7 separate regions of the Homo sapiens genome follow, and regions 1, 2, 3, 4, 5 and 7 are each linked to region 6. The links are chromatin loops, found by intact Hi-C in ENCODE. Cell type or tissue: mammary epithelial cell. All regions are shown on one strand. Region 1 holds the start of MSN (moesin). Region 2 has its middle 29 kb from the start of MIR223HG. Region 3 has its middle 79 kb from the start of MSN. Region 4 has its middle 150 kb from the start of MIR223HG. Region 5 overlaps MSN (moesin). Region 6 has its middle 61 kb from the start of LAS1L. Region 7 overlaps MSN (moesin).

Region 1 (4,000 bases), 72 kb before region 6:
ACCACACAAATGTCAACCTTGGCCACTTTGCTCAAATTACTCATTTCCTTTTATCTGAGGACCATAAAGGTCTGAGAACAGTGGGCAATTTGTTTGGAGCAAGAAAGGGAACTCAAATGTCAAGAACTCAATCATTGGGTCAGAATAAAGGGTCAATGAGATGAGCATCAGAAAGCCTGGACCCCAATCTTGGCTCAGTCACCATGTGCCCTTAGGTAGGTCTTTCCCTGTAGGTCTCAATAGCCTCATTAGATTTTTGTTTTAGTTTTAGTTTTTTTTTTTAAGAGAGTTGTACTAAATAGTCTCCAAGGTCCCTTTCAGGTTAAGATTCTATGATCTTAACAGACATAATATAGTTGCTTTTCCTAAAAGTTGACCATTCCTTGAGTCAAAGTATAGAAAATTCTCTAATACTTCCAGTCTATCAAAATTCAGCCCTCTCCTTCCAATTTGATTCAGGTTTCAGTCAATCTGCATAAAAATGCCTTCAGTATTTAGGTACCCTCATTACTCCAGGCCTGACTACAAACAGCTTATACTCCATTCTCTCTCCATTCCCAGGAAAACAATAAACACGCTGTCTTGTCTTCTTTGCCACTTTGACTCAGATGAGACGGTTAATGCAAGTTTGAAGCAACTTCCAGGCCCATGAAGCTGTGTTTCAAAGTGGGCTATCTCAGAACTGAGGATGAGATATGCCACTACAGAAGAAAGACCGTGGAGCAATGTCTATTCCCAGAGATCCACCCAACTGTTCAGGCAAAGCCGCACCTTAAGAGGAGTCAGGAGTCAACCACAGAGAGAGACCCAAAGAGCCGCTCCTGACAGGATCTTTATAATCTTGTTTTGGCAGACAATGGGATATTTTCCCCTCTCTCCAAAACCATTACTCTCTCTCTTTGGGGGCGGGGACTAGGGAACAAAGTGTGTAAAAGCCTCATGTCCTAAAACCACAAGCAATTTAAAGGAGATAGACAGTGAAAGCACATACTTTTTGAAAACTTGGTGTTTCTGAAGGACAAGGTTCTGGAAAGGCAAGAACGACTTGGCAGTGAGGCTGGTATACAGTAACGTGGCAACCAAAGCTCATCACAAACCCAAAAGGCTGGGCCCCCAACTCTCCTCCTCTCATCCCAGGGGACCTTCAGCCCTTTTCAAGGCTACTAGTCACTATCTCACCTCTACAAGGCTCAAGCAGTCCTGGGGAGACATGTTTGGGAGCACTGCATTGCCTAGGCCAGCTCAACAAGCTGTTTGGCCTAAGGGACTCAAGCCAGGGTGGTCACCAGGCCTTTCTGAGCAAGGGAAGGGCCTCAGCAGCCATTTGGCATGACTTGCACAAAAGCAAGCAGAGCTCATTAGTCAGGCACACCCCTCCTCCCCTCTCCCTCCTGGGCATCCGGCCCCCCTATCCCCACTCCCAGGAGGCTTCTGTTCCTCTCGTAACAGCCAGTGGGGTGGAGACGCATCCCCAAATCAACCACCACTCTAGAAAGGTGTGGCCCCACGAGAAAACCCACACCACACAAAATAGTCCGGAGGGGATAGGAGGAGATAGAGAGGCATTAAGCAATAGGAGGGGCAGGGATTTGGAGGTGGAGAGGAGGGAGAAACCGGTCCTCTCTCCCAGGAGATGGGGTAGGCCTCTCCTCAGACTGGTGCCTAAATAAGTGTTGGTGCTCTCGGGTGCAGCCTCGATGACGATTTCCTCACATCTCTCTCCTCACCTCCTAGTGGAAAACAGCTGGAGCCACCCGGTGAGGCTGTGGGAAAGATGAGTGGGGGTGCCGGATCCGCCCCGAGCGGCTCCCTCCTTTCTCCCTGCTTCTCTGTTCCCATGTCCCCTCTTGGACATTGGCAGCCTTGCCCCAGAAAGGTGCCAATTCCTGGGTTGGGGAAAGTGTTGTCTTCTGGACCAGAATCCTCTCCTCTGTGCCCATGGCCCATCAGGGAAAAGGGGAAACCCCAGGCCCCAACGAAGCCGTCCTGACTGTTGCATCTCAGACACAGGGAACTGGAACCTGAGAAAGAGGCAGGCCTCGCCCCGTCCAAACTTCCAGCCTGGACACCCCCTCAACCCCTGAGGGCGCACCAGACCAGGATCCCACTCCGGTCCCCTCCCTACCCTTGGCTATGGCGGAGGGCGCGGCGTCCCAGGCGGGCCGGTGGCTGGCCAAGCCCTCAGCCATCAGCAAAGGGCTATGAGGCTCAGCCAGAGCCATTGGGGTCGACAGCGCCCACCTCCGGCACTCACCGTTTTGGGCATGGTGGCGGCAAAGGCAGCGGAGTTGGCGAAGTTTAGCTAGGACTGTCGGGCAGTGCTGAGCACGCAGTACACACGGCTTGGATTCGGCTGGCCGGGGACTCAGATTGGGTCCCTCACTAGCGTCGGGGCGACTGTTAGGCTTCCTGCTAACGGGCCACGACTTCACAAACCCCACCCAGGAAAGAGCCGCCCCTGTCGCGCCGCCCGCTCCTTTATGTGGCCCGGCTTCCGCGCCGCTCCCCGCCCTCGCGCCCGCCTCCCCGCCGACCGCTGGCCTTGCCCCGCCCAGCCCCGCCTGGCCAGGCCCGGCGCAGCCAGGCCACAGCGGCCACGTGGGGGGCCCGGCTGGGCCCGGGCGGACCTAGGGTAGCTACCACTCCCCACCCAGACCCACCCGGCTCCTCTCCCACCCTGGTCACAGCCCCTAGCCTTCCACGTCCTGGCCTTCCAGCCCCACCCCCACTCAGGGCCCAGACCCTGGGCCCTGACAGATGCTTACTCAGCCCCTGACTGCAACTTTCCACTGATGGGGAGCTCACTACCTATCTTTTCCTTCTCTAGACAGCTCTGGCTCTTAGAAAGTTCTTGCCGTGTCTGAACTCCTTTTCTCTATGGCTTCCATCCATGGATCTCAGTTCTGCTCCCTGAGGCCACACAGATCCCCTGTTGTCCCTAACAGCTCCTCAAAGGCCTGAAGATCTCAGGTCCACAGGAAACTTCTCTTCTTTTGGCTAAACTGCCTCACCTCTTAAAACACTTCATCCATTCTCTTCCGTAGGACTCTCCCCATCATATTTCCTACCCATCCTTGCTCAGTCCTCATTTATCTTTCCTTCATCTAAATCCCAGTCTTCACCTTCCTCAAATCAGTGACCTGATCCTTTAGCCCCTCTCCCAGTACATTCACTTTCTGATGTCCTGATGGGGCTGGCTATAATTCCCTCAGGTTAGATGTGACCTCCCTAGTCCACACCCTTGGGGTTTGTCTGCCAGCTCCCTTTCTCCTTCTTGTCAAGGTCACAGAATCCCAGGATGGCAGTGTTCTAGACTGTTGAAGTCGTCTGGTCAAGTCTGAGTTTTAGGCTGAGTGCGGTGGCTCATGACTGTAATCTTAACACTTTGAGAGGCTGATGCAGGAGGATTGCTTGAGCCCAGGAATTCGAGACCAGCCTGGGGAGCATATCAAGACCCCCTCCCATATCTATACAAAAAAAATAAGTGAGAGCCGGGCATAGTGGCTCACTCCTGTAATCCCAGCACTTTGGGAGGCTGAGGCGGGCTGATCACCTGAGGTCAGGAGTTCAAGACCAGCCTGGCCAACATGGTGAAACCCCGTCTCTACTAAAATTACAAAAATTAGCCGGGCACGTGCCTGTAATCCGAGCTACTCGGGAGGCTGAGGAGGGAGAATCGCTTGAACCCGGGAGGCGGAGGTTACAGTGAGTCAAGACTGAGCCAGTGCACTCCAGCCAGGGCAACAGAGTGAAACTCTGTCTCAAAAATAATAATAATAATAGTAAGTGAGACCATGTGCAGTGGCTTACACCTGTAATCCTACCACTTTGGGAGGCCAAGACCTGCAGATCACTTGAGGTCAAGAGTTTGAGACCAGCCTGCTCAACATGGCGAAACCTCATCTCTATTAAAAATGCGAAAAAAAAAAACAAAAAAATTAGCCGGGTGTGATGGCACGTAGTTCCAGGCACTCGGGAGGATGAGGCAGGAGAATCGCTT
Region 2 (4,000 bases), 390 kb before region 6:
AATCCCAGCACTTTGGGAGGCTGAGGCGGGAAGATCACTTGAGGTCAAGAGTTTGAGTCCAGCCTGGCTAATATGGCGAAACCTTGTCTCTACTGAAAATACAAAAATTAGCCAGGCATGGTGGTGCATGCCTGTAGTCCCAGCTACTTGGGAGCCAGAGGCAGGAGAATTGCTTAAACCCAGGAGGCAGAGGTTGCAATGAGCCCAGATCGCACCACTGCACTTCAACCTAGGTGAGGGAATGAGACTCTGTCTGGAAAAAAAAAAAAAAAAAAAAAAAAAAAAAGAGGACCTTTATTGAAAATTTGGCTCAGAATGGAAACATGTCACACTGACCAGAACAATGGCTCAGTGTGACTCCTCTAGCTCTCAGGACCCTGAGTCTGGAGAAATTGTGCAGGAAATGGAAATTAACCATGAAGTATGCTAATGAAAGTGTTGTTAATGAGCCTTCACTAAGCTTGTGGCTTTAGTGCTTCTTTAAGTACACTTCCTAACAGGAACTGGTAGCAAAAGCACTGAACTTGGAATCCTACTCTGCCTCCTTCCCCTAGTTGGGGGCAAGTTCATCTCTGAACCTTTGTTTCTTCTTCTGAAAAATGAGGACCTGATTTCACCTCCTTACTTCTCTCCTAGGGTTGCCGAAGAACCCAACGCTCGTGAGAAGTCTTTGTTCAAGGGAAGCCTTATACATGTGAGGAAGTAAAGTTAGGAGGCTGATAATTATTAATACATGCACCCAAATAAGATGTGGGGAAAGAAGGAGCACTATTTGGAAGTATTATGAGAATACCTGTGTGATTTGAGGCCAATGTATTGTGACCTGCATGTTTTTCATGGAACAGCAACCATCCCTGAAAATATTCTGGAGGTCAGTGGATAAATATACTTTGATAAACAAACATTTGCTTCCTACCCAATCTCTAGGCCTGTAAGTAAAGAGGAAGGCAGAGCAAACAGGACATAGTCTGCATGTTGATTTGTTTGAGGCTGGTCCAGATGTCTGGAATCTATCCCATTATTTTTCAGTTAATTTCTCCACCTTTCTCCCCCTCCTCATTTTTATCATCCGAAGGCCTAGAAGGCAGGAGACCAGGGTTTCATTCCCATTTGGTCTTGGACTCATATTATACCCCTGGACAGGCTTAAAAATAGTTTATTTTGTTATTTTTTGGCCTGCTTGACAAATAAACTAAACAACTTAGTATGTGGGGGTATGGTAATAGCCTAGAAAATGTATTTACTTATAAGCTTCAGAAATTGTGTAAAAAGAGAGAATGAGGCTAAAGTCCAGAATACTCTGCCTGGCACACAAAGGCTGCCACAATCTGGCTCCAGGCCCCACTCCCCCAACTCCTTCATCCCCTTACTCTTTATCTGAAAATGTCTTATTATTTCCCCATACCTATACCTTAGTGCTGACTGGTTCCTTGTCCTGAAATAATCTTCCCTTCTCCCTCTTCTATAACAGGTAAATTACCCTATATCCTTGATGATCCAGCACATCCAACATGACTCTATCAACAATATAATCACATTGGGTTATAATTATTTTTGTCTCTCTGTCATAAGAGACTGGGAGTTCCCTCAAAGACAGTATCTATTTATTTCTATGTCTTAACACTATTCCTACCACAGAATTGTCAACTGGCATTTATGGAAGGGAGGGTGAATGAAAAGGGAGAGATGGAATGAGGGAGAACAGAAAGGAAGAAGGGAGGAAAGTGAATTGGATAAAAACCAGAATTCCAAGTTCAGATATATGGTTTGAATTCTAATCCAGTCACTTTGTAGTTAAGATGCTTTGTAGCTGAATGTGTAGAGCAAATTAACTTCACATTTCTAAGCCTCAGTTTCCTTATCTGTAACACTGGGCTAATTCTCTCTAGGCCTGTCTGCTTCACTCACTCCACTGCATGGAATAAGGGAGGGAGAAATAAGAGAAGGTAGAGATGAAAGAGAAAACAAAGAGACAGAAAAGAAAACTGCAATCTCTGAGAAAGGGAAAAGTTTAAGGTTGGGGTAAGTGTACCTCCGGTTGTAGGAAACAAAAACCACTAGAGGGCAATGTTAACGCAGGGAAATTTTCCCTAGTAACAAAGGGAACAACCCACAACTGGATGGGCCAGGTCACACAGGAGCCAGTCCTGATGGAGCTCAGTCAGAACTGTGAATCCCCTGTTAGGTTTGGTATGTCGCACCCCAGATGACTGACATATATAAGAGCCACAGCTGCCTAGTATTCACAAATGGTAAGAGTGAGTCATTATTTGTTAGAATAAGGCTGCTTGAGATTGTTAGCGTCTATCACTAAGTTACAATGTGTTTGAGTTCTCATAAACATGCTGGAATGCCACACTTCTTCCTCCTCACAGCAGGGTCTAGAGTCTGTCTTCTTGCCTGTCAGGCTGTCTTGCATCACTACACAAACTCTAAGACCCTCCCGGGCACCATGTTTTTACTCCTTTCCATCAAGCACACATTGGATTACAGTGTTTACCTGCTCAGAAGCCACCTGGTGCTCTTCATTGCCTCCTAAAGAAAATTCAAAACTTTCAGCCTGGTTCTAAAGGTTTATTATAATCTGGTACCAACAAACTTTACCAGTGTCCCTCTTTGCCCTTTCATCAACCTCCGTGGAGCAGCCAGGCTGGACTGTTCCCTAGTCTCTGAACATATCCTCTGCATAGTTCTATTGACTTGACTTGGCTCCGTCCATTGGAATCTTCCATGAGATGAAACCTTAATTATCTTTAATGACATTGTCACACAACATTATTCCCATAGAAGCTTTCCTAATTCTACTAGTCACAAATTATCAGATGCTTGAGACTCGTCTGTGCTTTATCTATGCCTTTCACTTATGGCATTGATCACATTCTACCTTATGTTAGATTTGTTTAATTTATTTACTTATTTATTCTTTTGCTTAACATATATTGGTTGTATATTTTATATCAGTTCCCATGTGAAGGACTCATAAAAGATTAAGGCTTAATTCTGGCTCTCCAGGATCTAAGTGTCAAACTAGAGAATGACAGATATATAACACCACATTAGTTTTGCGCATGTTACGTGATAACAAAGGCACATCAAAGGATTGAGGAAGCTAGATTGGAGCCATACTGGAATGCCAAAAAAAAAAGAGATAGATAAGAAGACAGAGAGTGTATCTTCAGATAACTGCTCTATCAAATACTTAGCATGTCAATAAGTATTGACTCTATCCAGTAGAAAATGCGGCATTATAAGGGAGTTTTTAATTGGAGAGTGGGCCAAGGATTTGTGAATTGGGCCAAGGATTCCAGAGGAGATAAGAGGGGCAATTACAATACATGTCTATTTTCCCTACTAAATGTGAAGTTGCTTGGGAGCAAGAATTTTGTCTTACCAAATTATGCCCCCATGTCATCTGGAACAGGGCCTTTGTTATTGAAAGTTTATGCATTTGCGGAGTTTCCAGATTGGAAGAGACTTTAAGGATTATCTAGTCTTTGTTCTACAAATGAGAAAGGGAAACTATGAGAAATGAAGTGGGTTTTTTTCAGTCAACCAGTTTCTTTTTCTTCTTTTTAAAAAAATTATTATATTTTAAATTTCAGGAAACATGTGCAGAACGTGCAGGTTTGTTACATAGGTAAACGTGTGCCATGGTGGTTTGCTGTACCTATCAACTCATCACCTAAGTATTAAGCTCAGCATGCATTAGCTATTTATCCTGATGCCGTCTCTCCCCACCCTCCTGACAGGACCCCGTGTGTGTTGTTTCCCTCCCTGTGTCCATGTGTTTTCACTGTTCAGCTCCCACATATGAGTGAGAACATTCTGTGTTTGGTTTTCTGTTCCTGTGTTAGTTTGCTGAGGATGATGGCTTCCAGGTTGATCCATGTTACTGCAAAGGACATTATCTCATGTTTTGTTTTGTTTTGTTTTGTTTTGTTTTGTTTGGGCTGCATAGTATTCCATGGTATATATGTACCTCATTTTCTTTATCCAGGCT
Region 3 (4,000 bases), 150 kb before region 6:
CCACTCAGTGTCATTTCATTCATGAGCTGAAGCCAGGGGAGGACCAGACAATATGGTACATTAGTGAGGAGGGGAGGATGGACAGGAGGTTTCCGAGGGAAAGCAAGACTGAAGCTGGTCCTAAAAGATTAGATGTTGGGACTTTGGGGACTCGGGGAAAGAATGGGAAGGGGGTGAGGGATAAAGGACCACAAATTGGGTTCAGTATATACTGTGTTCGGGAGATGGGTACACCAAAATCTCACAAATCACCACTAAAGAACTTACTCATGTAACCAAACACCACCTGTTCCCCAAAAACCTATGGAAATAAGAAGTTAAAAACAATTACAAAATAAATTTAAAAAAGATTATATGTTGGAATTCAGAAAGAAAGAGGAAGATCATCCCAACTAGAGAAAGCAGCACATTCCTAGGGAGGAGCCATTAACTCATTCAACAAACATTGAGTACTTACTGTGTCCAGGTAAGTTGTTGGAGAATACAGCTGTGAACAAAAAAAGTCCCTGCCTTTGTGAAGGTTATATTCTAGATGGACAGATGGGTAATAAACAATAAGAAATAGATAAATTAGATCATTTCAGTTAGTGAGAAATGTTATGAAAAAATAAAGCAGGATAATGAAATAGAGAATGAATTCAAATCATGGTTTGCCTTTTTATTAGCTGTGTAACTTTAGGAATGCTGTTTAACTTTTTTGTGTCTTAGTGTCCTTCCTCATCTATAATATGGTGCAATAACAGCATTTATCTTGTAAGAGCATAGTAAGGGTGATTTAATTTATGCAAAAGGGCTTAGAACGGTATCTGGCACATTGTAAGCCATATAAGTTAGCTATTATAGGTGTGTATGTGAGTTGGGAAGTGGGGACTAATTCAGATAGGGTGATAAAGGGGTACTTCTGTGAGCTGGGACCTGAATGATGAGGAGCCGGTCATGGGAAATTCTCTGGCAAGAACATTCCAGACAATGGGGCAGTTAAAGGCCTGATACTTGGATGAGCTTGGGATATTAATGGAAAAGAAATAAGGACAATGTGGCTGAAGCATAGTAAGCCAGGGAAGGGTGCTAAGAGGTGAAATGAAAAAAGAGGTGAGAAAGGGCCAGATTACATAGAGCCTGGAAGGTAACAGTACAGATTTGAATTTCATTCTGAGTGTGATTAAAGAAAAAAACCCATGGGAGGTTTAAAGTAAGGGAGTGATGTAACCTAATTTACACTTGTAAAAGGTCTCTCTGGCTACTGTGTGAAGAATGGACTGTAGGAGAGCAAAAGTGGAGGCAGAGAGACCTGTTGGGAAGTCATTTCAATTGTCCTGACCAGAGGTAATAATGGCTCAGATTAGGTGATGAATTGGAGGAAGTAAAAAGTAGTTGTGTTTGGAGTCATATTTGAAAGAAGACTGGATAGGCCGGGCTCAGTGGCTCACACCTGTAATCCCAGCACTTTGGGAGGACAAGGTGGGCGCATCCCTTGATGTCAGGAGTTCAAAACCAGGCTAGTCAACATGGCGAAACCCTGTCTTTACTAAAAATACAAAAATTAGCCAGAAGTGGTGGTGCGTGCCTGTAGTCCCAGCTACTTGGGAGGCTGAGGTGGAAGAATCGCTTGAGGACAGGAGGCATAGGTTGCAGTGAGCCGACATCATGCCACTGCACTCCAGCCTGGGCAACAGAGTGAGAGTCCATATGGAAAAAATAAAATAAAATAAAATAAAGAAAGAAAGTAGACTGGACAGGCCTTACTACCGATGAACTGGTTCTAGGAGTGAGAAAAGAGGAATGATGGTGCCTGATTTGGGGGCCTGAGCAACTGGGCAAATGGTGGCATCATTTACTGAGGTGAGGAAGATTGAGGGAGGAAAGGATTTGGGAAGAAAATCAAGCGTTCTGCTTTGACTAAGTAAACTTTAAGAATCGTATTAGATATGCAGGTAGAGGTTTCAAGGGAGCAGTTAGTTGTCCAAATTGAACTTGGAGAGAGTTATGGACTAGAGAGATAAACATGGGAGTCATTAATACATAGGCCATAATTAGTCACTGAACTGGGTGAAATCACTTGTGCCTTGCAGAGAATGTGAGACCAACTCAGGTAGGAATGGAGAAACTGAACAAAGAAAAGAAGAGTAGAAGTTTCTGACAAGTTACTGGCAGCAGAGGATAGAAAGTTGACTGGAGATCTAGTGAGGAGGCCACTCACTAGAGGCAACGGTCCCAGCAGCAGAAGAGAAGCAGATATGGCATTAAAAAGCTATTTGCAGAATGAAAGGCAGGAGATTGGGCACTGGGACCGCGCTAGGGAAAGAAAATTGTCAAGGAGAAATATCCAAGTTCTTATTCTGGAAAAAGGCGTGGATAGTGGCGCCACCAAGTGAGAGAGAGGCATAAGAAGATGAGCCAAGTGGAATAAGAATAAAAATAATATATTTGTTATTCTGAATTTGAAGCTCTAGGAAACATTTAAATCTTGCCTCTGTCACTCCAAGCTATGTGACTTTGGGCAAGTTACTTATCCTTTCTGTACCTTAGTTTCCTTATCTGTAATAACTGCCCTTGTCTCAGAGATACTGTGAAGATATGTGGTAATACCTGTAAAGCACACTGAACAGTAAGTATTTAATAAATGCTAATTACAATTATTATTGCAATGGAACGTCATTATGAGAAAGTCTGGGATTTTGAGGGATGCCAGGTCTAGTATGCCTGGAATGCAAAGTGCTGTGGGGAGATAGATGATGATGGATAGTGGAAGATAAGACAAGTCAAATAGTGAAGAGCCACTAGGCTAAGGAATTTTGGCTTCTTCTTCAAGGAGGATCCAGAGTGAGGGTTGTTTTTGTTTTGTTTTGTTTTGTTTTGTTTTGTTTTGTTTTGAGACAGAGTCTTGCTCTGTCACTCACGCTGGAGTGCAGAGGAGCCATCTCCACTCACTGCAATCTTCACTTCCTGTGCTCAAGTGATTCTCGTGCCTCAGCGTTTCGAAGAGTAGCTGGGATTACAGGCATGCGCCACCACACCTTTTGCCATTACTTTTAATGGCAAAAACAGCAGTAACTTTTGCACCAACGTAATAGATTTTTATGGAGACTTCATTATGTAGGCATGGTTGATTAAACTATTAGCCATTGGCAATCAACTTGACCTTAAGCCCCTCTCCCCTCCCTGGAGGTTAGAGGAAAGTCCCAACCTTCTATTCATGCTTTGTCTTTCTGGTGACCAGTCCCACACTGAAGTTATTAGTCAATCATTAGCATACAAAAAGACAGCACTTTGGAGCTCCCAAGGATTTTAGGAGTGGTATGCCAGGAAATAAGAGGAAGACCAAATATATATATTTCACAATATCGCAGTAGTCCATTCATTTTTATTGTTGAGTAATACCCCATTTATGAATATACAATTGTTTTGTTCATTCTCCTGTTGATGAAAGTCTGGCTAGCTTCCAGATTGGTGCTATTGCAAATAGTATTGCTATGTCTTTTGGTGGACATAAGCACTCATTGCTCTTGGATATATACCCAGCATCTCTACCCATTATTTTTTAAATTAATTTTTTTGAGGTCTTTGTAGATTCACATACAGTTGTAAGAAATTATACAGAGAGATCCCATGTACAATTTACTCATGTTCTCCCAGTGGTATCATCTTGTAAATTAGCCTTCAATATCACAACCAAGATTTTAACATTGATATAGTCAAGACACTAGGTATCACAAGGACCCCTCCTGTTGCTCTCTCATAGCCATATCCATTTCTCACATGCTCTCCATCCCCTGCCTTGTTCTTTAACTGCAGGCAACCACTAATTTGTTCCCTTCTCCATTTCTATAATATTGTCATTTCAAGAATAAGGAATTTCAAGAAATAGGGAAATGGAGAATAATGCTAGAGTGGCTTAAAACAGAACAAATTCTGGAGGTCAGATTGTCAGAGATGCTTGAGCCAGAGCTACTTCATCTAGAATAGGGGCTGGGTAAAAAAAAAGGCTGAGACATACTGG
Region 4 (4,000 bases), 270 kb before region 6:
TCTCTAGGCATAAATTTCCCTATGTACCATTAGGAGGTGAAGGGTGGCTTAGAACAGTGATTTTTTTTAAACATGTTTTGCTATTCCTAAGATGTGTTTCTGAGAATATGAAGGCCAGAGTGGGATGATCAATATATTATCGATATATTATCTGTTTAATATATTGTGCATATAATTTTGCTAAAAGAAATAATTTTTTCTTCAAAAATAGGAGGAATAGCTGAAATTTAAGACTCCTTCTAAGTCTGCAGTTCTGTATTCCTAAGCCAGTATGTGTGAGGAGGAGATGTGTGATGAAGAGGGTATAAACTGGATAAAGGGCAAATACTTTTGGGGAGGAAAGAAAGGGGAAAAGCAAGTGAAGAAAAATCAAGTGAATATACTTGCTTCCCGCCCCCTCCCTGAACACTCAGAGTTTTCAGGCCCTTAAGAACCATTCTATGGGCTCAGAAAGCATGACTTTAGCCTTCAGAAATACCCACAACAACATTCTTTTCTGGAAAGCCCCACCCCTGTAGCACCCTCTCTCACCATGACTACTGCTGCTGCTTGGCTGAAGACATAGATCACTGTAAGGCAAGCTACCACTAAACTTGTCTTTCACTGGCTTTATGACTTGGACTGGGTGTCTCTCATCTTAGGCATCATCTTGCCTAAGGTGTACCTCAGAAGTTAACCACAGCCCTAAACAGGCCCTGGATTGACCTTCAGTACAGGAAACAAAAAGCAAAGCAAGAAAACAGACATGAGCAGTACTATTCTGAGGTTTTCCTTAACTTGAAAATATGATTTAAAGAATACATACAGAAAAAGAACATGAACCATACAAGTAGCATTTGATAAATAACTATGAAGCAAAACACTTGCATAACCACGACCAGGTCAAGAAATAAAACAATACCAACACCTCAACATTACCTCATGTGCTCCTCCCTATTTCCCTCTCCATCTTTCCCCACTAGAGGTAACTACTATCCTAGTTTTTACAGTAATCATTTCTTTGCTATTCTTTATAATTTTACACCATAAATAGGCAATGTGTTTCCTTATTCTTCTCTCCCTTTGGCCTATAGTAGTTAAAAGCCCAAGCCTTGAAAAAGATGGTCTGAAAGTCTGTTTTTGCTATCTATTAGCTGTGTGGCCTTGGGAAAGTTACTTTTCTTTGTATGTTAGATTTCATACCTAACAGGCTAATAATTGTATATTGTACAATTACAATTGTACAATTCTAATGAGGCTCTGACGAACGGATTGAAATAAATTAGAAAATTACTTGGTACATAGCTTGTGCTCGTTAATACTTAGCTATTACTGTTATTCCAACAAAGTGGAAAGGAAAGTATGTTCTTCTCAGAGGAGGGTGCTAGGACATGGAAGGCATCAAAGGGGTGGCAGGAGAGCTACCAGGTTCCTGCCTAAAGGCCTCATTCTCCCACAGAAAATTAAGCTGACCATAAAACACTTTCAAAGTGGCAGTAGTGCCATAAGAAGTTATCATACTAAGAGTGACAGTAGCACCAGCAACTGCAGTGATACCAGGAGTGTCAGTGGCCCAAGCAGCTCTAAGATCATAAATACTAGTGGAAACTCCATTGCTAGTGAAATCATAGTAGCCATTGAGAACACAAGCAGCAGCAACATCAACAATGCCAGCATAGAAGCAAGCACCAATGCAGACATGAGCGTCAGTGAAGGGGTGGGCACCTGCAGAATTGAGACTGGCAGCAAAACTGCAAGTGCAGCCAATACTATGATCTTCAATGAAGACATCAGTGTCAATCATAGCTGAGTGTCAATGAAGGCTTGAACACCTTCAGGAGCTTGAGCCTGAGCACATTTGGGAGTCTGAGTTCCAGTGGGTGTCTGAGTTCCAGTGGGAGTGAGAGTGGCAAACAGCAGTCCACTATTTTGGTCCTCAACCAGTCATACTGTATCTCCAGGTGAGTACCATGCTTGTCCCTACCTCCTGCACCCTGACTTCCCTGCTTACAGGTCTGTCCAAAGGAGCCCAAGAAATGAAAGCCCAGGTGAGTAGAAAAACATCATAGGAAAGGCAGCTTGGGAGGGTTTGAAGAAGCAGGGGATTAAGCATTTTCACAGATAATATGCAGTGAAATTTACCAAAATCCTCAGAGAAGTTAGGGCAGAAAGAATCCTCCTTCTTTGCTTGCCCCTAAGCACCCTGGCAGCTTCCCACATGAGGAAGATACTGGAGATTTTTGCTTTGTTTTGACTCATACTAGGACCATCTAACCTAGGTAGAAGGAAAGGCCAACTTGGGAAGAAAGATAATTGTTTTTAGGACCCCTTTCCATCAGCACCAGCTGCCAGCCATTGTTCATGAATAGGAATGTGGAAACCATGCCTCTCCCCACTCCATATTTCAGGACTCTTTCAATGCCCATGAGTAGAGCTCTAGCTCTTTCTCCTTTTTATTCTCCATCTATTACAGTACCCTTACCTACCTAATTTCAGATCCATGCCTACATGGGTTCTTTTTCTGATAATCTCAACTTACTGAGCCCTGGGCTGGGCACCAGTGGTTCCAACCCTTTCCATGCTTTGGGAACCTTAAAATCAGGGATGCAAGCTGAGTGCAGTTGCTCACACCTGTAATCCCCACTGCTCAGGATGCTGAGGCAGGAGGATCATTCAACCCCAGGAGTTTCAGGTTGCAGTGAGCTATGATCACATCACTGCACTCCAGCCCGAGTGACAAAACAAGACCCTTTCTCTAAAGAAAAAAGAAAGTTACAAGTGCTAGAGACAGATTGCCGGGGTTTGCATCCTGGTTCCATCACTAAACACAATGTGAGACTTGGGGCAAGTTATGGGGGTGATAATAGTATCTAGCTTATGAGGTTTAATGAATTTTTAAAAATCAGGGCCCCAAGAGTCTAAAGAAGAGAAAGCCCAGCAAGAAAAAGACCCCGTGTTGGGAGAGGAAGAATAAACTATTTGTATGTAGGAGTACCAGGGAGGGCTTTAACATGACAATTGAACTGGGTGGCAAATGATTAGGCATTTACTAGGTGGGAGCAGATAGGCATACCAGGCTGATGAACTACTATGAGCAATGGCCAAGAGGCATGAACCAAGCACATCATGTTCAAAGAAAAGTGAGGAGCTGGAATACAAGATACAAGGGGGCAAAGGGCAGGAGATAAATCAGGAAAAGCAGAATAGGGCCCAGCAAAGGAGCTTGGGCTTTATCCTGTAAACAAAGAGGAGCTATTGAGGGATTTTGAACTGGAGAGAGGCATGATCAGAATTGAGGTTTAGAAAGAGGATGGAAATGCATCTGAAACAATCAACAACGTGGTCTCTAGGTGAGGTTGTCTGCAGTGTTTATCTCACCAGTTCATGACATATGGATTTTTCATTTCCCATCTCACCTCTCCCAGGGACCAACTCTGGGAGGCCAGTTAGCCAGACAATGCGGCTCTGATGGGAACTCTCCATGGGCCCAGTCCACCTTCGTCACGGATGATGAGACTGAACTGAACAATGGTACACAGATCCAGTGAAGACGCCTTATTCTCAACAATGATAAGAGTATCATTGTTGAGAATAATGATACTCTTGTCATTGTTGAGAATCGTACCATTATTGCCAAGCCTAAGTAGGATACTTCTGGTCCCCAGGATGGTGGAATTGGGCAGGGATGGGGGAGGATGGAATGGTTCCTTCTATAGGAGGCCTTTGCAGTAAGGCAAAGCTGCTTATGGGAGCCCTTCGATAGTCCAGTAGGTCAAATTTTCCATCTCTTTTGTGTCTAGAATACAGATACCACTCCATTTTAGCCAGGGAAGTTACAGAGGGAAACCTAACACCTAAGACAGAAGAAGAGGCACAATTCCAGGCACTCATCAGGATGGGAGAGGGAAGTTAACAAGCAGAAAGCCACCTTTTAGCCCAAGACCCCAAGGCCCATCCCAGGGTCCATGGGAAGTAGGGAGCAGACTCCTTTCTGCCGACTCAGACTGACCTGCCATGGGCA
Region 5 (4,000 bases), 83 kb before region 6:
TTCTCTTTTCACATTCATGGGAATGTATCTATACTAGCAAATGCTGGGAGTAATCTAAATGCTCCCCCAAAGGAGAATGGTTTTAAATTATGGCATAGCCTTTGAATAGAATTTTACATGGCCATTAGAATGTTCATTTCTTAAAATTAAATAGCATTTATCTAAGTTTTTAGTGATGTGTTAAGTAGGGGGAAAGAAGGAGAACTTTTTTATGTACACTATGATTGCACCACCAAAAACTAAGGTACATATATGAGATACGACAAGAAATACAAATAATTATTGCCATGTTAAAATGATGAATTTATACACAATTTCTCTCTCTATTTGCTAAACTTTGTCATATGCCATGCTGAGTTTTAAAAAAAGGGGAAATATAAAAAAAGAACCACTCTTCTTCCATTTGACTCTACATTCCTTCTTCCTCCACCTGCTTGCCTACCTTCCCAAACCAACAGCCATTTTGATCCACCACCTACAACTGGCATCGCTAACAACCCATGTGAGGTACCTAGGAAGAATGAGAAGCTTCCAGCAAGGCAGCTGCTTCCAGCAGCAAGCTCCTGCATAGCCCACAGGCCATTCCAGCTCAATGCTGGAGAAGAATCTTCCCCCTAACAGCACTGCCCAGCACTACCCAACTAAGGCTTCTCTGGTTAAACTGCCCAAGGATGCCCAAGGAACTTGTTTCTAAAGGAAGGAAAACAGATGCCAAGACTTCTTGTGCTTTCTCCAGGGGGCTCAGAGCAGGTAAGGTTTATGTTCATGGCCAACTCTTAGGTGGCTGAGATCCAATGTGGGATCCTTGTTTCACAAGCAAGCACTGGATAAAGTGTCAGTGAGAAGGACGAAAAGGAGGAAGAAGTAGAGGATGGGTAAAAACAGATCCAGTGAAGGGTACACCTTTCCCATAAACTTGCTTATTCCCTATCAGCCTTGTAGGCCCTCACAGAAAATTCAGAAGTCCCTCTCCTTTGATCTCCAGGACTAATACCAAAGGAAACCATATTTACAAAATACAGGATCAGTTGAAAGCCCAACACTAGGTGTGTGGCAATCTTCCTGACTAGAAATTCTCCCTTTTGCTCCACCCAAGCCCATATCACCTAGCTCTCCCCGTCCAAGGGCAACATAGTCAACAATGATTCAGATAGAGGAAGGGGAAAGGGAGCTTAGCAATTTAAGACTCAGTCAAAAGCAATTTCATAGCCCTACAAAAAGGGATGTTGTGGGGGAGGGAGTAAAGGAAGTGAAATCTCATATGTCCTCAGTTTTAGCTTGTTTCTTTGTCTTCCCTTTCCCTGATGGAACAATGACCAATCCAAGGGTCTTCTATTCTTCCTGAGTCACAGATGACCAAAAATAGCCAGCAACTGTAGTCTGCAGGCTGGACTCCAAGACCCCACCCAAGGCATGTAGTCAACAGTTGTCTCTCCAAGCCAGAATCTCCACAGTGAGCTCTCTGGTAGGTAGATTCAGTATATCCCAGAGCAGAGCTCACTGAAATAGAGGGGGCTGCTTACATGTTGATAGCCAGAGGAGAAAATGACACACTCAATGCCATTCTAAATGGGAAAAGGAAGCTTCTCCGAAAAGTCACCACTCTGCTCTGCTACACGCTTTCCAAGACCCCTTTCCTAGCCTCTTAAAGACTGGGCACAAATAATCAGAATGTCAGAAAAAGCCAATGTCTCTATTTTGTAGATAAGAAAATTAAGCCTCATAAAAGTGACTTGCCCAAGGTCACACAGGCAGAGATTAAAAACCAAATATCTCACTCTTCTTTCCATTGTACCATTTTTTACTAAAAGGTATTTTTAAAGACACCCAGACAAGTGCCCCAAGCTGTAAGTGTCAAAAGCTCAGCTCTTCTAACCTAAAGTTAGACAGCTCAGGACTGGGAAGGGGAGGTAGAGGGAACTTAGACTCAGCCCACCCAGGAAAGCCAAGTGAGAAGGCTAGGCATACAACAGGCATACTTAAAGAACTAGACTTACCAACTGGAAGGCTTTACCTGCTCCAAAGAAATAGTTTCAAATGCTGAAAGCCCTAGCCCCATCCCACCCCCACACTCTGAACCTCTTTAGGCCAATCGAGACCACTCCTAGGCTGTCAGAGATCTAGGTAAGAAGCTGTAGAGGAGTGACCAGGCAGTGCCAAGAGGATAAAGGGAGATAAGAAAGCAGGGTGGAGAAATCACAGTCATTCCAGAGCTCTCCCATCTTCCTCTCTCCTTCCCCACTCCTCCCCCATATTAGGACTCTAAACAAGAAGAAAAGAAGTTTGCAGGTGGTATTGTATAAACTTGAAGAAGGCATTCCCTGTACTAAAGGAGAACAGAGGACTAGTTGAGGTGGGGTGGCAAGGAGAGGGAGTAACTTGAGGGGGGAGAAAATAGCCAAATAAGGCAGACTTGACTGGTAGGAATCATCAGGAAAGGTTCCAGAAGTTGACGTTGCAGGGAGGAAGCCTTTAGTCATCGGTTTCCTCTGGCAACTGGCCTAAGACCAGAAGGAAAAAAACTCCCAACCTTAGGAAAATGCCCAGGCTATGGCAGACAGAAAGGCAACTAGGCTAGATTTTCACCAGGCCCACATCAGGCCCTGCTGGAGCAACTCTTCAAGCACTCAAAGTAGAAAGATGTAGTGTAACCCTAAAGCAAATGGCAGATGTCCCCACCAAGCATATGCTAGATCTACAATGGCCCAGGCACCAAGGGGAATAAGGAACCTGGGAGGGGGGTTTGTTCTTTTCCATTTACATATTTCTTTTTTTTTTTCTTTTTTTTTAGACAGAGTCTTGCTTTGTCACCCAGGCTGGAGTGCAATGGCGTGATCTCAGCTCACTGTAACCTCCACCTCCCAGGTTCAAGTGATTCTCCTGCCTCAGCCTCCCAAGTAGCTGGGATTACAGGCTCCCGCCAACACGCCCGGCTATTTTTTCTATTTTTAGTAGAGACAAGGTTTCACCATATTGGCCAGGCTGGTCTCAAATTCCTGACCTCAAATGATCCACCTGCCTCAGCCTCTCAAAGTGCTGGGATTACAGGCATGAGCCACCACACGCAAACTCCATGTGCCTCTTTCTAATATTGCTGATATTTTCATGTTGGAGAAAAAGAAAATTAAAAGGCAAAGAAGTTATGTGACTTTTCTTCTTTGTAAAGGAATTAGTCAGTCTCCCACAAGTATCTACAAGGATGTTTGGAGAGGAGTTTAGCTCACTTAAAACCCTTGAAAATAGCAAAGATTTGTACGACTTAACTAATGATGCCCAGATTGACTGTTACCTTGACCCTCACCCTCCAACTCTATACCATAGATTAGTCAACCTCAGTTAAAAATTACAACAGATAAAAGAGGCTCTTGGTGAGCTTCATCAAACATCCAGGCTGAGAATCTGAAAAAATAAATGGATCAGCCAGGCGCAGTGCCTCACGCTTGTAATCCCAGCACTTTGGGAGGCTGAAGCAGGCAGATCACCCGAGGTCAGGAGTTCAAGACCAGCCTGGCCAACATGGTGAAACCTCATCTCTACTAAAAAAAATATAAAAATTAGCCGGGCGTGGCGGCGCACACCTGTAGTCCCAGCTACTTGGGTGGCTGAGGCAGGAGAATCTCTTGAACCCAGGAGATGGAGGTTGCAGTGAGCCAAAGTCATGCCACTGCACTCCAGCCTGGGCAACAGAGCAAGACTCCGTCTCAAAAAAAAAAGAAAAGAAAAAAAAGGAAATGGATCATGGGTTGGAGGGAAGGCAGATTAGATCACGAAAGTAAGATCAGGAACCTTATCTAAACACACAACTTGAGAAAAATAAGACTTGATCCTTCTCAGGTATTTAATGGAGGCCAAGGCTAAAGAGAGGGAAAGAAATACTGATCAAGCCTGACAGGTATGCCTTGTTCCCCCTCCTAGGCCTTGGCCCCAGTCACTTCCCAAATATATACCCAGGAAAAAAATTTTCAGGATTATATCTTGTTTTGTACAACCAAATTGTCAT
Region 6 (4,000 bases):
AGAAAGCCCAAGTTCCCTGCTCCTTGGGAAGGGTACCTCACAAAGTTAAGGAGGAAGACAGCAGGATGAAAGGTCTCATAACAGGCCCAGCGGGCTCCTACCCTCCAGCCTTTTACCCAAAGAAACAACACTGCCCACAGATTACAAAGTGTCTTCATCTCCTAAATGATCTGAGCCAGAAGTTCTTAGAAACTATATTCCTACTGTCTTCTGACCCCATCCCACAAAATCATTTTGCAGATGTGAAAACTGAAGCCCATGCATAGGAAAGGACTAGCTCACTATTACACAGTGAAGTAACAGAACTGGAACTAGAATGTTAGTGTTCTGACTCCTAATCAATCTCTGAAAAGGTTATAAAATTGATTCAATGTCTCCAGCCAAAAAGCACTATTGGACTGGGCATGGTGGCTCACACCTGTAATCCCAACACTTTGGGAGGCCGAGGTAGGAAGATCGCTTGAGCCTAGGAGTTTAAGACCAGTCTAGGCCACATAGCAAAACCCCATCTCTACAAAAAAAATTAAAAATTAGCTGGGCATGGTGTTGCATGCCTGTGGTCCCAGCTACTAGGGAGGGCGAGGTGGGAGAATCACCAGAGCTCAGGAGGTTGAGGCTGCAGTGAACTGTGATCACACCACTGGACTCCAGCTTGGACTATAGGGCCAGACCCTGTCTCAAAAATAATAAAACAAGGCTGGGCCAGGTGGCTCACATCTGTAATCCCAGTGCTTTGGGAGGCCGAGGTGGGAGGATCACTGGAGTCCTGGAGTTTGAGACCAGGCTGGGCAACATAGTGGGATGCTGTCTCAAAAAAAAAAAAAGAAAGAAAGAAAAGAAAAGCCAAGCATGGTGGTCCTAGCTACTCAGAAGAGGCTAAAGTGAGAGGATCACTTGAGCCCAGGAGGTTGAGGCTTCAGTGAGCTGTGACCAAGTTCTGCACTGTAGCCTGGGGAACAGAATGAGACTCTGTCTCAAATAAATGTATAAGAAATAAATAAAATAAAATAAAGCACTGTTGGAGTTATTTTTCTAGTAGAAGAAGAGAAAGCTGAGGATTGAAATGGGCAGAGTGGTGACTTAATCAATATCCAGATTGTGAACACTTAAAGGCAGGGTTTCTGTCACCTTTGTCTCCAATGAAAGCCCAGTACAGTATCTGGCCCCAGCTCAGTGATTAATAAATGAGGGAGGAGCTGTCATCAGGCATTTGAGGGACACTGCTGTCTCCTCTGGGACTCTGGGTATTTATGCAGACACTCCAGAAAGCTGGAAATCAGAGGACTGGGGATTTAGTCTCAGTCAGTCCAACACCAGTTCAGGTCCCCCCTCATTCCCCCCACCCCTCCATAAATGAGTTTCTTCTTTATAAAAGAAGAGGTAATGGTATCTGCCTCATCTGGCTCCCTGGAGCTTGAGGAAGCTGAAATAAAAAAAAAAAAAGAAAAAGAAAAATAGGAAAGAGCTTTGACAAAACAAGACACTACTCTGCAAATGTGATGGCTGGATGCTGTGGTGATGTCCCAGCTAGCAATTATGTTCTCAGCGGCAACTGTGGGCAATGAGTGAGTCATCTTCTCACTCTCAAAGCCAGAGGCCTTGAAAGGGGAGAAATGAGGTGAGTCTTTTCTTAAGAGTTTTTTGGAGGGGACCAGAGCAGACTCCCTCCCTCCCAAACACACACACGTACACACTATGCCCCAGATTCCAGCCTCCTGGGGATTCATTCATAGTCAGCTTAAGCAAGGACTGCATCCCTACCTCTGTTATTTAATTCCAAGACACTGGGGTCCCTAAGTTATTGAGGTTTCTTGGAGACTAGAAGTCAGAGTCCCCAGTTTCCATTCAGTCCCAGTTCTACAGCCAGCCTTGGGCTCCGGTTCTGATTTTCACTAATTTACTCTGTGGCTTCAGGTAAATTAGATTCCCTCTCTGAACTCTTTTCATCTATAAAGAAAAAAAAAAACCAACAGGATGAACTAGATGCCTAACATTATGTTTCTGAATCTGGACTGGGATTCAGAAGACCTGGGTTTGAGTCCTAGCTCTATCACAACGACTGTACAACCTTAGTCAACTTCTTTCCGGGGCCTCAGTTTTCACAACTATAAAATGAGGCATTTGGGTTAGATGCTTGGCCGTGTGTTTCAAAAGTTCTGAACTGGCATTCAGGAAACGTGGATTCTAGCCCTAACTGCCACAGAGTGAATCACTGTCTGAGTTTAGACTGGTCTCATCTCTTCTCTGGGCCTGTTTCTCTATCTTTATCATGAGGATATTCAAATATAAGTTATCTAAACACACCCTCTGATTCTGACAGCCTGTGGTTCTAGAATTTTACAAGCACTGAAAAGGAAGTGAACAAAGGGAGAGGCCACACCCAGAGTGATTTCTCATAAACTGGCAAGTGGTTGCCCTCTATGGGTCTGACTTGGAAGTGCAGGCCCAACTAGACCACTTGCTGTAGCAACCGCTAAAGAACTGAGGCCAGAGGGGGGCGCAAGAGATCACTGAGTGCTTCACTAGATAGGGCCAGAATCAGGCTGAGGTAGGCCTACAGACCTCCCAGTCCCTCACAATGAGAGACATCCAGATAAGAAGTGTGTGCTGGGAGACTGGACCTTCTCTCCTAGTGACTAGAAACAAGAGGCTTTCCAGGGCTGTGCAGAGAGCATGGCCAGTACGGTCTCTGCCATGGGCGAAGTGAGTAAATGTCAGGGGTGTGGATGAATGGGGGTGGAGGGTGACTGTGCTATGAGAGTGGGTATGGGAACAAGTTAGTTCCATGGCTGAGAAGTTTTCACATGAGGGGCAAAGATATGGCAAGAACTGCTCAAATTAAAGTGCTTTTCAGCATCCCCATCTACTCCCTTCCCTCCTCAGAGAAGATAAAATGTATGCCTGGGCAGAAAAAAGGAGTGACCTTAGTGTGAGAGTGAGAACCTAATCATGAGAAAGACTAGGGAGTGCTTGGTATTCAGGGAAGGCCCTACTGTCTACAGGATTTGTGGTCTCAGTCTTGAGGTATCACTAAATTTGAGGGGCTTCTTGGACTCAGTATTGCAGGGCATTACATGCTGGAGGTGTAGGGTGGGTTCAGATATAGGGTTATGTTACAGAAACAGGTGCATACTAAGGCTTTCATGCTGTCATTCTATAATGTTTAATTATATAAGTAGCTCTAGGCAGGCCATGAAACACTGGGCTCCCCTCCCTCATCTCTCTTTCTTGGTTAAAAAGTCTGATCATCCAACTCAGATGCAAGGGAAACAACAAAGGCAGCCAGTGTTTCTTGTTGTGTGACAGGGATGGTTGCAGCCCTACTTCTCTCCTGATTCACTGTAGAAACCAGGTCAAGTTTTCAGCCTCTCTCTGGATCTCAGTTTCCCCACCTGAAACAGGAGTGAGCTGGACTTGATGAGGTTCCAGGTTTCTCCCAGCCCTGACATTCTATCTGGTTATTTTTATAATGTTCTGTGGTATTCTATGCTTCTCTGCCCCTACCCAAGTAGGGGCCACCAATTCCCAAAGGTCCTTTCAACCCTAATATCCAAGCCTACTCATTCAAGCTTCCAAGGCTTTCCATTACATCCTAGTCCCACCCCCACCACTTCATCCCACCACCATCCCCTCATGCCACTACCACCATTGCTGCTGCCTAGAACAGGGTACAGTCTTCTCTACTTTTATTTGGAAATTCTAACAACCCACCTCTGATGCTAATGAGTTGACAAAGATTGATACAGTATTGCTCTGAGGTGACAGAACTCCCAGTTCTGCCACTACTTGCCTTTGTGCCCTTAGGGAAATTCCCCCGCTTCTCTAAACTTCATTTTTTCCCAACTCTAAATTAAGGGCGGTGGACTAGAATGGTCTCTGAAAGCTGCAAATTGCTCCAACACCTTTCACTTCTAGGCAATGAGAAGGTCGAGATTGTCTTTGATGTTTTGCCATAATTCTGATCCTCTCTCAGTGTTCCTTAAACGGAAACCTCTCTGCC
Region 7 (4,000 bases), 110 kb before region 6:
GACAGCACTGTCTCAACTAGCTTTTTTCCATAAGAGGGAAAACAAGGTTTGCTTTGAATCTTTAGCCTAGGGGCCATTCTGCTCCTCCTCCTCTTCCTTCACTGACTAACTCACTTCTCAGCAAGTCAGCCTCTTCCCTGTTGACTTGGAAGTGGTAACTGGTACAGTTATCTGCTAGGACCTCTTCCAGACTCTCAATACAGCCCATAAAACCTGACTGGGGTTAACCTTTCCTATGCCTGTGCCTTTTCCCAGTAGCTTCTAGAAAGGAGAACAACACCCAACCTCACTCACACCTTAATGGGTTAGCAGTATTTCTTCAACCACTCCAACTGCTCCAGAGGGCGTCAGAGACAAGGGTCCCCTTTCATTTGTTTTGACCCAGCCCTGTCATCCGAAGCTCCTCAAGAAGCATTTCAACTGGAAGACAAGGGCACACTGGAAACTGAGAGTTACTCCTCCAATTACCATATGTGTGAGGGTTAGCAATGGAAATATAACCACCTTGTCCCTGTGGGAGCAGAGTTCAGGTCAGAGGTGAAAATTGAAAGAAAAAAATCAGAAACAGTGATGTCACTTTAGCAAGTTAGTTTCTTCGTTAATCCAGCCGTAATTGCATGGCCTTTTGTTCAACCTCAGGCCCAGGTAAACCCCTCTTGTTTTTCTCTCCACACGTGAAAGTCAGGAAGAAAACCATCTGCTTAGTGTCTGAACCTAACTTCAGTTCTTACTTTCAAAATCACCTTAGCCAAACCATACCCCCAGGGCAAATACTCTCCAGCCCCAACTCATCTCTCCTTCTTAGGCACATGGGCTGACACACCAGCTCCTTAGCATGGCCATTCCTCTTTTTACATTTTCTCATTATTTCAACCCATGCATCCTAGAATCTCATATGGCTTCTCCCTTCTGAACTTCAACTTGTCCTCTAAGAAAATAAACAGTCCAGAATCCCAAACTGTCAGACCTGAAAAAGACGTCAGAGATCACTCGATTCGAACCTTGCAACATACAGCTGGGGAAACTGAGGTCCAAAGAAAGGTAGGCACTGGCCCAGAGCCACACAGCTGCTAGGCAGTGTGGGAGGAGGGGCTAAAAACCTGGCTTTTGAGGCTGGGCGCGGTGGCTCACACTTGTAATCCCAGCACTTTGGGAGGCCAAGGTGGGAGGATCACCTGAGGTCAGGAGTTCGAGACCAGCCTGACCAATATGGTGACATCCTGTTTCTCCTAAAAATACAAAAAATTAGCCAGGCATGGTGTTGTGTGCCTGTTGTCCCAGCTACTAGGGCGGCTGAGACAGGAAAATTGCTTGAACCCGGGAAGCGGAGATTGCAGTGAGCCAAGATTGCGCCACTGCACTCCAGCCTGGGTGACGGAGCAAGACTCCATCTCAAAAAAAAAAAAAAAACCTGGCTTTTGATCCACTAGCCTATTTAGTAAGCCATAGTGCCAGCCTGACATTTAGAAAACAGTAGATACTTCAAGCATACTATTATTGATCTAAAAAAAAAACTATGTGGAGGAGGCTGGATCAATTTGTTTCCGTGAAAAACTCCAAGCTGGCACTGCTTGGAAGTTTAGCTTTCAACAGAGGGCAGGCCTAACTTTCAGGATCTGAGACAATCACCACCACCCATTCTAGGGAGACTAAATATTTTATAACACCATGGAAGGAGAACTCAGAGAGCCCTGTTTCCAGAACTGTTTTCTTTGGAAAAACTTGAATAGCAACTGGTTGGGAAGGCCCCCAGTAATAGGCATAGCCAAGACTCAAGCTGGGGATTGAGGAGGGCACAGAGCAGAGAAAGAGGAAGGGAATTTGAGTAATGGGTTCATATCCAGGCAGCCAAGAACAACAGATTCCTTCAACTCCCATAAAACTTCAAAGCTGCTGAAATAAAAGAAGTGCAGACCCATCATTAATAAAGTAAGTCTCCAGATGGGCAAAGCCCCTATCCGGGGCCACACCTAGCTGGGCTTCACTCTTTAGCGTCACTTTCCTGCTTGACCCAGCTTCCTGCCAGCAAGTTTTACAGGAAGTATTTGTAGACTGGAAACTGACCATTTTTGGCTGCCTGAATATGCCAGCTCTGCCCAGGGTGCCAGAAGAGGGCTCTATTCCCTCTGCTTAGGAACAGACTCCAGCAACCTCCAGCATCATACTTCTGAAGCACACTGGAGCTGATCCAAACCCAAACTTGGGTTCCATCTATTGCTCATGGGAATGTTAAAACTGCTGAAGCCAGGATTAGTCAAATATGCAGTTGCAGGGGGACGCTTCTGGCCCTAATCAAAAAGCTCTGTTTCCAGCTGAGCGTGGTGGCTCATGCCTGTAATCCCAGCACTTTGGGAGGGTGAGGCAAGCAGACCGCTTGAGCCCAGTTAAAGACCAGCCTGGGCAAAATGGCGAAATTCTGTCTCTACAAAAAGTACAAAAATTAGCTGGGCATGGTGGCGCACGCCTGTAGTCCCAGCTACTAATACTTACTTAGGAGGCTGAGGCATGAGAATCGCTTGCTTCAACACAGGAGGCAGAGGTTGCAGTGAGCCAAAATCTTGCCACTGCACTCTATCCTGTGCAACAGAGAGAGATCCTGTCAAAAAAAAACAAAAAACAAAAAACCTCTGTTTTCAACCCCAGGGGTAGGCTAAGGTTGGCTTCCTACCTACCTTGCTGGTAAGCTAAGAACCAAATCTAGTATCTGGGAAACCCACAGAAAACCCAGGAGCCCTTGTCCTGGAAATAATGGTCTCAGCATTTTGAGCTTTGGAGCCTTTTTGACCTTCCTCTTTCTAAAATTCAGTTTCCTAATCTATAAAACGGGTCTAATAATATCGACCTCAGTACAGGGTTATTGGGAGATTTAAGTTAACATAACAGACATGTTTGACACTGGAGGAAGAAAATAATTGAACAGTAATAAAAATAAAAATAATAATAATAATAGACATGAAAGTACTTGACACATCATAAGTAGAATGTGATGATTACTAATCCCTCCCCTTTTAGCCATATTATGACGAATATCCTACCTGTCAGGAATAATTTAAAACAAAAACCTGTTTCACTACAGAGGGCTAGGGGCTGCCCAAGAAGACCTCTAAAGAGCCCTTCTAGCATAAAGGACTCTCACTTTCAGGGAAAACTAAAAGGTGATTACATTTCTAGTTGGCAAGACAATGTGAAACCATGCACAACAGTTAAATACACATGTATTCCAGCATTATTTTAAATATTTTATCTCTTGAGAGAGATGGGGATTTCCTCCCCAAGAAGCAGAATCCTATGGAAAGGCAGAGCACAACACAGCACCTATGCTGCCTTATTATTTTCAAAGGCTGCCTGATCTTCCTTCCTTATTCTGGACTCTGCCTTGCCATTTTCTCCAGTTATGTCCCATTAACACACACAAGTCTGCAACCCTCAACACAACCCACTGGGACCTCCAAACTCCCTCAGATGGTATCCAGAAGATCACAAACTGTTTTTGTTTTGTTTTGTTTTGTTTTGTTTTAGACAGAGTCTCACTCTGTCACCCAGGCTGGAGTGCAATGGCGTGATCTTGGCTCACTGCAACCCCCGTCTCCCGGGTTCAAGCAATTCCCCTGCTTCAGCCTCCCAAGTAGCTGCAATTACAGGCACCCACCACTATGTCTGGCTAATTTTTGTATTTTTAGTAGAGAAGGGGTTTCACCCTGTTGTCCAGGCTGGTCTTGAACTCCTGGCCTTAAGTGATTCGACCGCCTTTGCCTCCCAAAGTGCTGCGATTACAGGCGTGAGCCACCACGCCTGGCCTGGGATGGTGTTAATATGACTAGAGGGATGTCTGATAGAAGGGAAACACAGCAAGTAAAGAGCAACTGAAAGGCCGGGTGCGGTGGCTCACGCCTGTAATCCCAACACTTTGGGAGGCCAAGGCGGGCAGATCACTTGAGGCCAGGAGTTCAAGACCAGCCTGGCCAACATGGTGAAACCCCGTCTCTACTAAAAATACAAA

What was found. Hi-C counts contacts between places; a loop is a spot of excess contacts. Peaks named below come from ENCODE experiments on the same cell type or tissue, not always from the same donor. Only the 100,000 strongest peaks of a DNase experiment are listed, where the experiment ranks them.
Region 1: a loop joins it to region 6, with 9 times the contacts of the local background. A loop is called at or near these places in 50 of 110 quality-filtered maps.
Region 2: it touches region 6 in a loop (15-fold over the local background); 99 of 110 quality-filtered maps call a loop at or near these places.
Region 3: it touches region 6 in a loop (11-fold over the local background); 14 of 110 quality-filtered maps call a loop at or near these places.
Region 4: a loop joins it to region 6, with 4 times the contacts of the local background. A loop is called at or near these places in 4 of 110 quality-filtered maps.
Region 5: a loop joins it to region 6, with 9 times the contacts of the local background. A loop is called at or near these places in 50 of 110 quality-filtered maps.
Region 7: a loop joins it to region 6, with 13 times the contacts of the local background. A loop is called at or near these places in 66 of 110 quality-filtered maps.

Annotation. Positions count from the first base shown.
Region 1 is chrX:65,666,108-65,670,107 of GRCh38, reverse strand. It overlaps MSN (moesin), which reads right to left and starts at 2,454. Exons shown (of 13, transcript NM_002444.3): 1 at 2,255-2,454. The coding sequence starts at 2,266. RefSeq lists a silencer at 2,433-2,762. In mammary epithelial cell, no CTCF peak of the experiment used is centred here; DNase peaks (open chromatin) are centred at 1,517 and 2,487; H3K4me3 peaks cover 2,110 bases; H3K27ac peaks cover 2,473 bases.
Region 2 is chrX:65,984,502-65,988,501 of GRCh38, reverse strand. No RefSeq gene overlaps it. Among named protein-coding and RNA genes, the nearest start is that of MIR223HG, 29 kb to the left of the region's middle. In mammary epithelial cell, a CTCF peak has its summit at 2,059 (motif pointing right); a DNase peak (open chromatin) is centred at 2,141.
Region 3 is chrX:65,744,550-65,748,549 of GRCh38, reverse strand. No RefSeq gene overlaps it. Among named protein-coding and RNA genes, the nearest start is that of MSN, 79 kb to the right of the region's middle. In mammary epithelial cell, a CTCF peak has its summit at 2,364; a DNase peak (open chromatin) is centred at 3,429; H3K27ac peaks cover 358 bases.
Region 4 is chrX:65,862,945-65,866,944 of GRCh38, reverse strand. No RefSeq gene overlaps it. Among named protein-coding and RNA genes, the nearest start is that of MIR223HG, 150 kb to the left of the region's middle. In mammary epithelial cell, no CTCF peak of the experiment used is centred here; no DNase peak of the experiment used is centred here.
Region 5 is chrX:65,676,546-65,680,545 of GRCh38, reverse strand. The region is part of intron 1 of MSN (moesin); the gene reads right to left. Among named protein-coding and RNA genes, the nearest start is that of MSN, 11 kb to the right of the region's middle. In mammary epithelial cell, no CTCF peak of the experiment used is centred here; DNase peaks (open chromatin) are centred at 1,145 and 2,465; H3K27ac peaks cover 2,417 bases.
Region 6 is chrX:65,594,044-65,598,043 of GRCh38, reverse strand. It overlaps a transcript of MSN not described here. Among named protein-coding and RNA genes, the nearest start is that of LAS1L, 61 kb to the right of the region's middle. In mammary epithelial cell, a CTCF peak has its summit at 2,458 (motif pointing right); DNase peaks (open chromatin) are centred at 1,563 and 2,393; H3K27ac peaks cover 867 bases.
Region 7 is chrX:65,702,182-65,706,181 of GRCh38, reverse strand. The region is part of intron 1 of MSN (moesin); the gene reads right to left. Among named protein-coding and RNA genes, the nearest start is that of MSN, 37 kb to the right of the region's middle. RefSeq lists a silencer at 1,855-2,027. In mammary epithelial cell, a CTCF peak has its summit at 2,087 (motif pointing right); no DNase peak of the experiment used is centred here; H3K27ac peaks cover 1,730 bases.